Regions from separate parts of the Homo sapiens genome. Here region 1 is linked to region 2. Evidence: chromatin loops called from intact Hi-C (ENCODE). Cell type or tissue: spleen. All regions are shown on one strand. Each heading gives the region's core, and the rest is flanking DNA. Links, peaks and the distances in the headings are about the cores only. Region 1 overlaps NCF4-AS1 (NCF4 antisense RNA 1). Region 2 overlaps IFT27 (intraflagellar transport 27).

The links. Peaks named below come from ENCODE experiments on the same cell type or tissue, not always from the same donor. Only the 100,000 strongest peaks of a DNase experiment are listed, where the experiment ranks them.
Region 1: a loop joins it to region 2, with 5 times the contacts of the local background. A loop is called at or near these places in 12 of 110 quality-filtered maps.

What each region holds. Positions count from the first base shown.
Region 1 is chr22:36,850,703-36,857,031 of GRCh38, reverse strand. All of the region lies in intron 1 of NCF4-AS1 (NCF4 antisense RNA 1), which reads left to right. Among named protein-coding and RNA genes, the nearest start is that of NCF4, 7.1 kb to the left of the region's middle. In spleen, for the core only: a CTCF peak has its summit at 3,310 (motif pointing right); a DNase peak (open chromatin) is centred at 3,361; H3K4me3 peaks cover 1,221 bases; H3K27ac peaks cover 824 bases.
Region 2 is chr22:36,768,310-36,774,638 of GRCh38, reverse strand. The region is part of intron 1 of IFT27 (intraflagellar transport 27); the gene reads left to right. Among named protein-coding and RNA genes, the nearest start is that of IFT27, 4.6 kb to the left of the region's middle. In spleen, for the core only: no CTCF peak of the experiment used is centred there; a DNase peak (open chromatin) is centred at 4,258.

The DNA.
Region 1 (6,329 bases), core at 579-5,578, 83 kb before region 2:
ATGGAGATAATATTTGCCTCTACATTATTAATTGGAGAGAAAAATTGCAGGATTATTGTATTATTCATTTCCAAATGTGTTGAGAACCTACTATGTGCCAGACACCCACTGTGTGCTAGGCCCTAAATGAAACACAGACACTGTTCTTGAGACACGCACTTACTAGAGGTGTGTTAACTAAGGGAATGAATACCAGATGTTTAGGACAGTGGCTCGCGCATAGCAGGTGGTCAATAAATTCTAGACGTTAATGTTATTGACGATCATTCCTTGCTGTGGCTTGGTCCCTCCCTTTTCTGTCTCCCTCTGCTGCACAGCTTGGTCCTCTCTGTCATACAACTAACGTTACATTCTAACTTTTTCCCGCAATCTGTCATCCGCTCTCATCACGCGGGGGCACCGGGACGCGCACTTCCCTGGCGGAACCGGCTCTGCGCTTAATCTAAATGTTGACGGGAACAGACCGCCAGGGGGCGCCGCGATCAGCAGCCGAGTCCCCGCTCCGCAGCGCCACCTAGAGGAGGTTGAATGCTATAAGCCGCACTAGAAGGACCCGGCCAAGTCGAGAGTCAAGTTGCAGCTGGCCAGGCAGAGCGCGCAGCCTGCTGGCTCAGACAACCTCTCCAGACAGCCCTATCAGCCAGAATCTGAGCTGCACTCAGGGGAAGCTTCCCCCAGGGGCTAAGAATCCTGAATCTCCTCTCCACCATCATAAATACGGTAACAGCCAAGTCACTCTGAGAGTTGACTGTGTAACCACCCCTACACCGTGAAATTGCCAGGAGGAGCACGAGAGCTAGCATTTGCAAAGCCCTTAGTACAGTGCCTGGCCCACAGCCTGGCTTGGTCCATGTTGGCTCTGATTGTTGTTACCTAATCCTCACACCAACCCCCATAAAATAGTGGTATTCTTATCCCCACCGGGAGATAAGGAAACCCAGGCTTTACGGGATTAGGAAAATAAACCAAAGCGGCTTGCTTAATGACCGGCAGAGTAAGATTTGGACCTCACATCAGTCTGGCTTCAAGACCCACACTTAATAACTGCTGTACTGGCCCTCATTCATTCATTTATTCACTCCACAAGCATTCATCTAGTATCACTCTGCACCAGGTAGAAAGGATATTGAGATGAATTCAGCACAACTGCTGCCCTCAGGTAGCTCACACTGCTGTTGAGGTACATAAATAAACACACATGCACAACACAGGCACATATACACATGCACACGCAGGCACACATACACATGCACAAACATGTATAAACACATACACATGCATGCACACACAGGCATATATACACATGCACACGCAGGCACATATACACATACACATGTACATATACACATGCACACATAGGCATGTACACAGAGACACATACATATACACATGTACATGTACACCTGCACACACATGCATGTACACACAGGCATATAGAAATGCACATACATGCATGCACACACATGCAAATATACACGTGCATGCATACCCATGCTCAAACATGTACACACATACAGAATCAAGTACAATTTGGGGAAAACCAAGAGATACATGTTTCACATCCAGTTTCTCTGATTCCATCTCCAGTGCTGTCTTTGGTCCCCAGAGGTTATGGACACAAATGTCTACAGCGGCCTGGCAGGTAGCCTGGAGGTTTCAGATGGATCCGGGGGTGGAAAGGCAATGGCAGTAGGCTATAGTCTAGCGTCTGCCTTTCGTTAACCTTACATTCTGGGACAGAACTCCAAACTCTACATTTGAACCTGGCCTTCCAGTTTATCATGAAGGTACATTTATCAAAGAAGGATAGAACTTACTTTTTAGCAGTTGATTGGCTTGATTCCTAACTGTACATATTTAGAATCGTGGTACATGGGCCTCTGTCCCATTGCTCTAGGCCCTCCAAATGTCAGGGTCAGTGAGCAGGACAGATAGGCTTGTAAGTCATGGTGATTCTCAGGATTTCATTCAAAGAGGAAAGAGAAACCATTCAAGTGTTTTAAACAAGGAGTGATATGATTGAATTTATGTTTTTATAAGATGCCTTGGTCCACTACTTGGATATGGGCTTGCAAGAGGGTGGCATTAGAAACAAGGGGAGGAAGCACCACTTCTAACAGCGTTCTACTTCAATTTTTAAAAAATCAGCTTTATCAAGGTGCAATTCACACACAGTAAAACTTACCAACTGAAAGTATACAATTCCATGGGTTTGGACAGTTGTGTAACCAGCACCACAATCATTATATAGGACATTTCCATTATCTCAAAAGATCCCTCAGGACACTTTGCAGCCAATCTCCTTCCCCTACCCCCAGGCCCTGGCAATGACTGATCCACTTTCTATCACAGTATTTTGCCATTTCTGAAATTTCGGACAAAACCACAGAGTATGTGATCTTTTGTGCCTGTTTTTTTTCACATAGTATAACGCTTTTGAAATTCATGAGTGTTGATATGTACATCGGTATTCATTCTTTTTATTGTCAAGTAGTATTTTATTGTATGGATATAACATAAGTTGTTTTCCATGCACAAGTTCATAAACATTAGGGTTTTTTTTTTGTTTTCCAGTTTGGGGCTGTTAAAACAAAGGGGCTACAAACATCAAGCATAAATGTTTGAGTGAGCATGTGCCTTCATTTCTCTTGGGTAAATATCTAAGAGAGAGTTGCTGGGTCATATGGTAGATGCATATTTAACTTTATAGGAAAACTGTTTTCCAGGTCGGGTGTGGTGGCTCACGCCTGTAATCCCAGCACTTTGGGAGGCCGAGGTGGGTGAATCACCTGAGGTCAGGAGTTCGAGACCAGCCTGGCCAACATGGTGAAGCCCCATCTCTATTAAAAATACAAAAATTAGCCACGCATGGTGGTGGGCACCTGTAATCCCAATTACTCGGGAGGCTGAGGCAGGAGAATCCCTTGAACCCAGGAGAGATTTCAGCAAGCTGAGATCGCGTCACTGCACCCCACCCTGGGCGACAGAGCGAGACTCGGTCTAAAAACAAACAAACAAACAAACAAACAAACAAACAAACAAACAAAAAGAAGGAAACTGTTTTCCAAAGTGGTTGAATCATTTTGCATTCCCCCTGACCCATGTATCAGAAGACAGAGGCTCCAGAGTACCCGGTGTGCACTGGCTCAGAGGCAGTGGCCCCAGGTCTGCACAGACTGGGGGTCTAAATGAGTCATAGCCTTGGGGCTGGTTATTAAATGATTTTCTCCCAGCTCCAAACCTTTCTTCTACCCTCTGCTTTGTGGTGCCCGAGCTGGGACTCAAAACCCTGTTTGTTCTGCTTTGCTGGCTGATTTCCGCTGCCCTTGGCCAGGAGGGGGCGCTGGAGGGAGGCCGGAAGGATGGGAGAGGAAGGAGGGGCTTGCTTCTTTCTCTTTGCAGGCGGGACCCAACTGCCCTGCCCTGGAAGCCATGTTGGCCCAGCAGCAGTTGATTCTAGGTTTTAGTTTTTTTCACATTCCCAGAGCCAGTCTCACCCCACCCCCTCCTCAGAGGTCTGCAGTTCTGAGTCCCAGCTCCTCCCCGCAGGTCTAAGTCTCCTCCTCCAAGCTTCCAGGCTAGCGTAACCCCGCTCTCTTCCTTCCGTTCCCACAGCCGCAGGGGTGATGGCTGCTTCCTGAAGTTTCTATCTCTGGTGACCTCGGTGTCTCCTTCTGCCTTTTCAGTCTAACAGAATCTGTTCAAGCAGTCTCCTTTATAGAATTCTCACTTTAAAAATTATTCATTTGCTTTCTGTGTCACCAAACCTAGCCAGCCTAGCAGGCTGCAAGGCCCAGCTCCCAGCCCCAGGGTGTCCCAAGGGAAGCAAGGCAATAAGGCAGAAAGAGCTCTCACTCTTTGGCTATGAACTCTCAGACATCTCCCTCAAGCACTCCGAGCTTCAGGTTATTTATCTGCAAAATGCATCCAAATAGAGCCTAATATAAATGAGGGCTTAATAAATATTTGAGGGAGGAAGTGGAAGAAGGAGGTATTTTATATCCGTTATTGATACCTACTTCATTTGAGCATGTTACAAATTTTTTTCTAATACTCTGCAGGGAATGCCAAATCCTTCCCCTGTGCACTCTGTCTTTATTCTTCTTGATAAGGTGTAGCAGAGACTGCTAATATCCCCTACGATCCACTCTGTCCTTTCTCCTTTAGTGATAAAGTCCCTGAGTTGTGGCTGGACTCATGGCCACCCAGCTAAAGAGAACATTTCCCAGCCTACCTTGCAGCTCCCTGTGGCCATGTGACCAGTTGCTGGCCAATAGAATGGGAGGGGAGGCCATGGACATGCTATCAGGCTGTGTCGTGAAAGACAGAAGGTGTATCTTCCATTTCCCATCTCCCCTTCCAGCTGGCTGGAGAGGCCAGCTATGGAGAACAGTTAAGCAACAAAACAGCTTGGATCTCTGACCCTGCTTCTGTTCAGATTTTTCAGGGAGAAAGAAATTTCTATTGTGTTTTAGCAGCTGATTCTTTGATGCTTGTTACAGCAGCTGAACCTGTACCCTACCCAGTACACTGGAGCAGGGATTGGCAAATGCTTTCTTTTCATTTTCTTTCTTTCATTTTTTTTTTTTAAGTTGGAGTCTCGCTCTGTCACCTAGGCTGGAGTGCAGTGGTGCAATCTCAGCTCACTGCAACCTCTGCCTCCCGGATTCAAGCCATTCTCATACCTCAGCCTCCTGAGTAGCTAGGATTACAGACATCTGCCACCACGCCCCGCTAATTTTTGTATTTTTAGTGGAGATGAGGTTTCAACATGTTGGCAGGCTGGTCTCAAACTTCTGGCCTCAAGTGATCCACCTGCTTCAGCCTCCTAAAGTGCTGGGATTGCAGGTGTGAGCTACTGCACCCAGCTGAAAAATAATTTCTAAAAAACGCCAGATAGTAAATAGTTTAGGCTTTGCAGGGAGTTGGTCTCTGTCACAACTGCTGAATTCTGCTGTCACAGCACAAAAGCAGCCATAAACAATAAATAGTTGAATGTGCATGACTATCTTCCAATAAAACTTTATTTATAAAAGCAAGCAGGTCTGTGTGGACGCTGCACCAGAGTTAACAGCAAAGAGACTACCTTGCGACAGTTAAAAAGAGCTCAGGAAGGTGAATCCTGGGTGAGGGGTGAGGCAGAGCAGCTGCCTGAGGGCTGCCTCCTCCCTGAGGGTCTACCTCTGGTTCCTGATGCTGCTAAGATGCCACTGCCTTTGAAAGTGCCCCAGGAAAGGAGGGCTCCTCTAGCTGCAGTTTATCCAGCACAGACATGTTGGAATTTGATTTTCCTAAAGGCATCAAAAGGGGAAAAATCTACAGCCAGCAGAAAAGTGTGGCTCCAGGCTGACCAGCATCTGCATGAAACTATATTCAAAAATCAGTCGTGCCTCCAAATATTAACTACAAAGGAATGGCAACCTCCCCTTTCCACAGCCCTCTCCTCCCTCCTCTGCGCTGCAGCACTCTGAAGCCCCTCACCCACCCGCACCCTCCCTCCAGCCCGGGCCCCAGGACATGCCTTCCTCCCTTCCTCTGCCTGCTCATTGTCCTGTACATCAACTTGACCTCTCCTGATGCATTCTCCCCGTCTTCCTCCCATCTCTATGATTTTATGGCTTTTCTTCATCCATTTGATTCTTTGCATCACCTAAGATTCAAAACTGGTCAAAGACTTCCCTGGAAGGCTGGGGCAGCACCCTCCCCAGCTAGAGCTGTCACTTTAATTCCAGCCTCTGTCAGCGTCTTCACTTCTCACCTCTTCCTGCTGAAGATTCCATAGCATGGGCACATTTGGGGGCAAGAACCATGTCCCATTCATCTATGAATCACCAGTGTCCAAAACAGGACCAATAAGGGTTTGTGGGAGGAAGGGAGGGAGAAAAAGAGGGGAGGATGGAGGCCGAGAGTGAAGAAGGAGACAAAGCAAGTGGGTAGACTTGCAGTAGGACTGGGCTTTTGATCTCGGACATTGCCCTCTTGCCGGATGAGGCCAGGACCCAGGTGATTGAAATAAAAGCATCTCTCGCTCCTCATGAGCTCTGCCCTCTACGTTAAGGGGAGAGCTTTCCCTCTTACATGCCCACAGTGTGGCGACGACTGCCCAGGGTGCCCCACTCTCTCGGAGCTGCACAGCCAGGAACCAGAGAGCTTTGTAACACGCAGTCCTGGGAGTTCTGTAACTGGCCTTTCAGCTCCTGGCCCTTCGGCCACCTGCTCCCAGCTGTGACCTCCTAGCCACAGCCCTCAGTGTACTCCTGTCCCCAGCCCTCACCTGGGGTCCTTCTGCAGCTGTGGCCTCTGCTATTTGTTTTTTGTTTTTGTTTTTT
Region 2 (6,329 bases), core at 1,170-6,169:
CTGGGGTTTCACCATGTTGGCCAGACTGGTCTCGAACTCCTGACTTCAGGTGATCCACCCACCTCGGCCTCCCAAAGTGCTGGGATTACAGGCATGAGCCACTGCGCCCGGCCAGGTACTGGATTGTTCTGATCTTACTGAGGCACTGAGAGATGTCAGCCAAGGTCAACCCCTAGTGAAGGCCCTATGCAGGATTTCAGCCCCTAGATCTGGCCAACTCCAAAACTCTTAACTCGTGTTTCTGTTGAAACCTGTGACCTTTCCAGGCTTCCCTGGCCAGCTCAGGAAAGAAGTGGTGAGAAATTATATAGAGAAAAAGAGATTCCTGTTTTAAAAAATTCCCCTCTTCCAGACTGAGAATAAATGATAATATTTTTAATGGCTTTTATAATTTGAAAATAAAAGGGTCACACAGAAAGATGACTGACAGTAGTAACTGAATCATACTGGAGCAAAATAAATTAATGGTTCTCAGGAGAATCTCCAGTTTCCAGAGCACCAGAGGAGGCAGTGTTGTGTAACAAAAGTAATTTTGCCTGTTCCTCTTATTGGCTGTGTCATCTTGGACGAAGCACTTTTTGAGCTTTAATTTCCTTATGGATAAGGTGGGAACATTATTTTCTGAAGTTACTTTTTTTTTTAAATGGGCTTCTCTCTGGGTTCTTTTTAAATTCGGTTTTCATCATGGAGCTAACTTACTGGCGCTTTGGGTGCATCAGCTCTGCTAGACCCTCAATACAGGTGGTCTCATTGAATCCTCATAGCAACCCTGTGGGATTGGCATTATTGCCATCCTCATTTACAGATGAGGCAACTGAGGCCCAGAAAAATGAGAACATTTGCCATGGGTCACAGAGCTGGAAGTGGCAGAGCTGTATGATCCAGACCCTGGGTCCCAATCTGATTTCCAGGGCTTTAGCCCAAGCTACTCTGTCCTCAAGTAGTGCTCCTCTGTGTCCTTCTATTTTTTTTTTTTTTTTTTTTGAGACGGAGTTTCACTCTCATTGCCTAAGCTGGAGTGCAATGGCACAATCTCAGCTCACTGCAACCTCCACCTCCTGGGTTCAAGCGATTCTTCTGCCTCAGCCTCCCAAGTAGCTGGGATTACAGGCGCCCACCACCATACCCAGCTAATTTTTTGTATTTTTTAGTGGAGACTGGGTTTCACCATGTTAGCCAGGCTGGTCTTGAACTCCTGACGTCAGGTGATCTGCCCGCCTCGGCCTCCCAAAGTGCTGGGATTACAGGCGTGAGTCACTGTGCCCGGACCTTTTTTTTTGAGGCGTAATTTCACTCTGTCTCCCAGGCTGGAGTGCAGTGGTGCACAACCTTAGCTCACTGCAACTTCCACCTCCTGGGTTTAAATGATTCCCTGCCTCAGCCTCCCGAGCAGCCGGGGATACAGGCACACACCACCATGCCCAGTTAATTTTTGTATTTTTAGTAGAGATGGGGTTTCACCAGTTGGTCAGGCTGGTCTTGAACTCCAGACCTCAAGTGATCCACCTGCCTCAGCCTCCCAAAGTGCTGGGATTACAGGCGTGAGCCACCCACTATGCCCGGCCTCTTTGTGCCCTTCTTTACCCCCAACTCCCTTGGGTAGTTCTTTCACCTGAGTGCAGCCACTGCCTAGTTAGTGGCTCCTGAACTCCAGCCTGCGCCTCAATCTGCAGCCTCTTTTCAGGGATTCCACAGCATTTCCTCTTGGAAGTTTCCAGGGACCAAAAGACCTCAGCCCAGAAATCAGCCCCCTCTGACACCTGTCCACCCACCCCCACCACACACATGCCATTGGTTTTATTTTTCCATCCATGACCCACAGCCCTACTGTTTAAACTGAGTTACTCTGTTTTTTCTCTCACATAACTGGTCATTGAAGGACCTGACGTTCAGTTCAAGTGTTTATGCATTGAACAGATACTCGCTGAGCACCTACTACGTCAGAGTCACCGTGCAAGGTGCAGTGGGCCTGCAAGCATGAGTCAGTTGCACTCAAGGAAGAACTAAGATGCGTGTGATACGTTCTAACACAGCGAACACAAAGTGAATGCCCTTTGTGTGCCAGATGCGGGGAAATGCCTCCAGGCACAGCTGCTACTTGTTCTGGTTCTGGAGAAGAAAGAAAACAACATTTGACATTGATCTGTATTTTGTTTACTTTTAAAAAAACACTTAAATAGTACTTATATATGCCAGGCACTGTGCATATTAACTCATTAAATCCTCATAACAATTCTGTGGGGTAGGTGCTATGATTATCTTAGGTTATACATGTTGCAGCTGAGGCACAGAGAGGTTAAGTAACTGATTTAAACTCACACAGCTAGAAAGTGATGGAGCTGGAGTCTGGCTCCAGAGTCTGTGCCCTTAAGTACCATAATATGCTGCCTCTTGATATACATGGAGATGGTAATAGAGCCTCCTGGGAGGGTTGCTCTGACATCACATCGTGCGCTACCACTGAGCAACGATCCACGTTAGCCACACAGATAAAGATGAAGGAGGGAGAGATGGCCTTCAGAGGCTGTGCAGGAAGGGTATTCTTTGAGCTTTCCTTGCAGAGAATGGACAGGATTTGAATTTGGTCTAGGGGTACCTGGAAGGAGGTGGCCTTGAGGAATTTCCAGGGACTGGGCGAACAGGAATGCAGAGCCCAGATTTGGGGTAAGGGATTACTAGGGAGAGAGTGGGAAGGTGGGTTAGGGCTGACCGTGGAGATGGGTAGGCTATGAAGGAATCCTCAGTGGGGTTTGTGTGAAGGTTTGCCAAGATGGAGGCACTGTGTCATGGGGGTCCACCTGTTGATGCCACCCACTGGGTGGATAACAGCCGGGAGAAAAAAGAAGAGAAAAGAAGTGTTCAAGGCACAGTCGGGAAGACAGAAAACGCAGTCGTCATTTCAGCAGAGAAATTTTAATGTATGGAATTGCTTCATCAAGTGTTGGAGAACTGAGGAAGCAAGAAGGCAGCATTGAGTTGACACAGATTGGCGGGCAGAGGTCGGGGTTGTCAGAAGCTTGAAGAGACCCAGGGAGCTGGGATCCGGACCCCTGAGGAAGGGGCCCTGCCCGGCTGGTCCCGGCACCTCAGGAGTTCAGTCACCTGCCGCGTGACCCCAGCACATGCCACAGAGCACCAGGACCCATTTCCCACTGGGAGGAGCCCAGCCCTGTGTTCAGGGCAAGACACACCAAACCAGTTCCAAACCATCCTGGAGGGTCCATGTTTTAAGACCACTCCTGGTACCAAGGACTACATAAGTCAGGGGCCAGGCAAAAACCAGCAACTCTACTCGGCATTTCAACAGTGAGGATTTCAGTAGGATGTGAATGACACTGGTGCTAGAGGACTGGAAGAGGAAAAGGGGGAAACTGAGGCAGCACGGGTAGTAACTGCAGGAAGGAGCACCACCTCTTGGGCTGGGGAAGCAGAGGGAAGCATGTGGGGCTCTCAGCCCAGAAGCAGGGAGGAGGGGCCCTGGGAGCCAAGGTGTGGATCTCTGAGAAGAGGGCACTGCCCGCTGGCGCTGTTTCCTCTGGGGGCAACAATAAGCTGGTCTGGGAGTAGGGAAACACACACACACACACACACCCCAAGACAGGAAGCAGTTAGTGCTGCTGGGGTGCAGGCCATTGCTAGGGTAGTACTAAGAAAAAGGAGAAGCAGGCGGGAAGAGCAGTGTCCTCTCCCCCGACTCCAGCCTTCCCTTCTTCTTCCAGAACTCCCATTGGCAGAGCCTAACAGGAAGCTCCTAGCAAGGGAGAAATGTGTCTGCAGAGGCCCCTCCCCTGCACACTGTGGAAGGATGGGCTTGGGGCTGAGATAGAAACCCAGCAGTGAGGCTGAGCTAACTGGGGCAGGGTCAGCAGGGAGGGCCGAGCAGAGGTGGGCTGAGACTCAGCCAAGGATGTGAGGAATGCAAGGGAGGCTGCCTGAAGATGGGAGGAAGGAGGAGGAGCAGTCAGAGGTGACCCGTTGAATCTGGGGACGATGAAAACACACGGTGGCGTCACAAACAGAAAGCTTGGGTGATGGGGGCAGCCCACTCAGGACCAGGGCATGACGGAGCTTGGCTGTAGACAGACTGAGGTTGGAGGAAGGTCCTTCATTCTAGTGGCAACGCACACGGGTTTTTGGATATACAGACAAAGCTTGGGAGGGAGATCCTGCCTTCTGTCAAGGTGATGAGAGTCAGTGGGACGGAGTGGACTAGGAGCAGAGCGCCGCCGATGACAGGCCCATGGGAATGCCCACACTCGGGGGGCAGAGGGGCAGGCAGATAGCAGGAGAACCAGGCCAGGGCAGGGTCACTGAGGCCACGGGGACAGGACTCGGGAAGGAAGGGGTCACTTCAGGCTGACTCACATCCTTCAGAGAAGTCAAGGAGGATGAGAACCAAGAAAAGGCCATCGGCCTTGGCAACTGTGAGGTCACAGGTGATCTCGCATCGTGCCCTTGCAGACGTCATCCTCTCTGTCCTGCAGCGCCCTGCCTGCTGTCGCCCCCAGGCCCAGCCCTTGCCCCTAGGGAAGCCTCCCTCCCCAGTGAATCCTCTCATTCATTTCTTTTCTCGATGCTTCCCAGACGCCTTGCTTCTCAGTTTGTGCTATTTGAATTTGCACTTGTCATCCTGTTGCTCTGCAAATGTGTTTATCAGTTATTTCACCTCCCTGTGCTTCTGAGCCCTCATAGCCAACACAGGCGGTTTCCTGTAAGTGTTGGTGACTCTGACTGACAGTCAGAGGAAAGATTTATGAAATTAACCAGAACAAATCTGTGAGGAATCTCATAAGCAGGAGGAGCCAACTTCCAGCTGAATTCAGGAGCAGAGCTGAAGTTGGGAGGGCGGGTGCAGTCAGGGCCCAAGGAAGGAAAGCGATGCGCTCTGTTTGCTCCGAGATGGGTGGGTACCCCTTGACAGTCTAGGCTGTGGTTGCCCCAGATGTCATGGAAGGCGGTGAGGAGGGCTTGGAGGGACAGCATTAAAAATGGGTCAGAACTCACTTCTGTAATCCCAGCACTTTGGCAGGCAGAGGCAGGCAGATCACCTGAGGTCAAGAGTTTGTGATCAGGCTGGCCAACCTGGTGAAACCCCGTCTCTACTAAAAATACAAACATTAGCTGGTCATGGTGGCGTGCACCTGTAGTCCCAGCTACTCGGGAGGCTAAGGCAGGAGAATCACTTGAACCCGGGAGGCGGAGGTTGCAGCGAGCCTAGATCGCACCACTGTACTTCAGCCTGCGTGACAGAGACTCCATCTCAAAACAAGAAAAGTGTCAGAAGTGGTCCCTGAGCTCTAGGAGAGGAGCAGGGCCTGGGAAGAGCGTGAGGTTGGAATCCTGGGCGAGTTACCCAGCCTCTCTGAGCCTCAGTCTCTTCATCTGTCAGGTAAGGTGAATGATACCTTGGCGGGGAAGGAATGAATGGGATTGTGTGAACAGGTCCATGAGGGGGGCTCAGCACATATTGGTTCCCTTCTAAGGAGTGATGACAAATAGAAAAGCAGGACCTGAATAGCTCACTCAAACCTGGAGGAGTTCACATAAAATGAAATGCCACAAGCATTGAAATAATTGTCTTACAAGGGAAAATTATAGGTGGGAAAAGTCAAAACTGAAAAGTGAACAGTGGCAGACTGTTGAGAAGTCGAGGAAAGGAGTGTTGAAGCCGACTGTAAAATGGGAAGCAAAGGTGAAGAGATGGTACCAAGTGATGTGAGTTGGAAGCCGCGGAGGGCGGTGCTGATTTTGCTAAGGATCCAGAGGATGAGAAGCAGAAAGCACGTGTTCTGCCAGGACCTGGACGGTGGAGTGCAAGTCCACGTAAGACTCAGGAGGAAAAGAGGCTGCAAATGGAAACAATCAGCATCAAAGGAGGCTCAGCAGAGCCATGAGAGGGAAAATGGGGAGGGCAAAGGGAATTAAAGATGGGCAGGGAGAGCTTCCAGCACCCGTGACGGGCACGGGAGGAGCGCTCGATTAAATGGCTCCCAGCAGTCTTGTGAAAGGCTCAGGTCTCAGACTGAAAACTGCGACATAAACCTTTAGTTCTGAGGGACCAGTTTCTGGGGCTGTTGACCAGCAGAGGAGAGGGAGATAAAGCCAGTAGGTGAGAGATGAGCTTGGAGGAGGTGACTGCTATTGCAGATAGAATTGGTGGAGAGGCCCCTGGGAAGAAGAATCCTTGGGTCACAGACAGGTATTCTGCGATGGAGATGGAGCATAGCATTTGGAAAGAGATTTCAGAATGATGAACACAGCCTCAGACTTCTTGCTTCCCACAAATGCAGAGACCCTTCCACCCCCCACGCCCCACACAAAAAAGTATT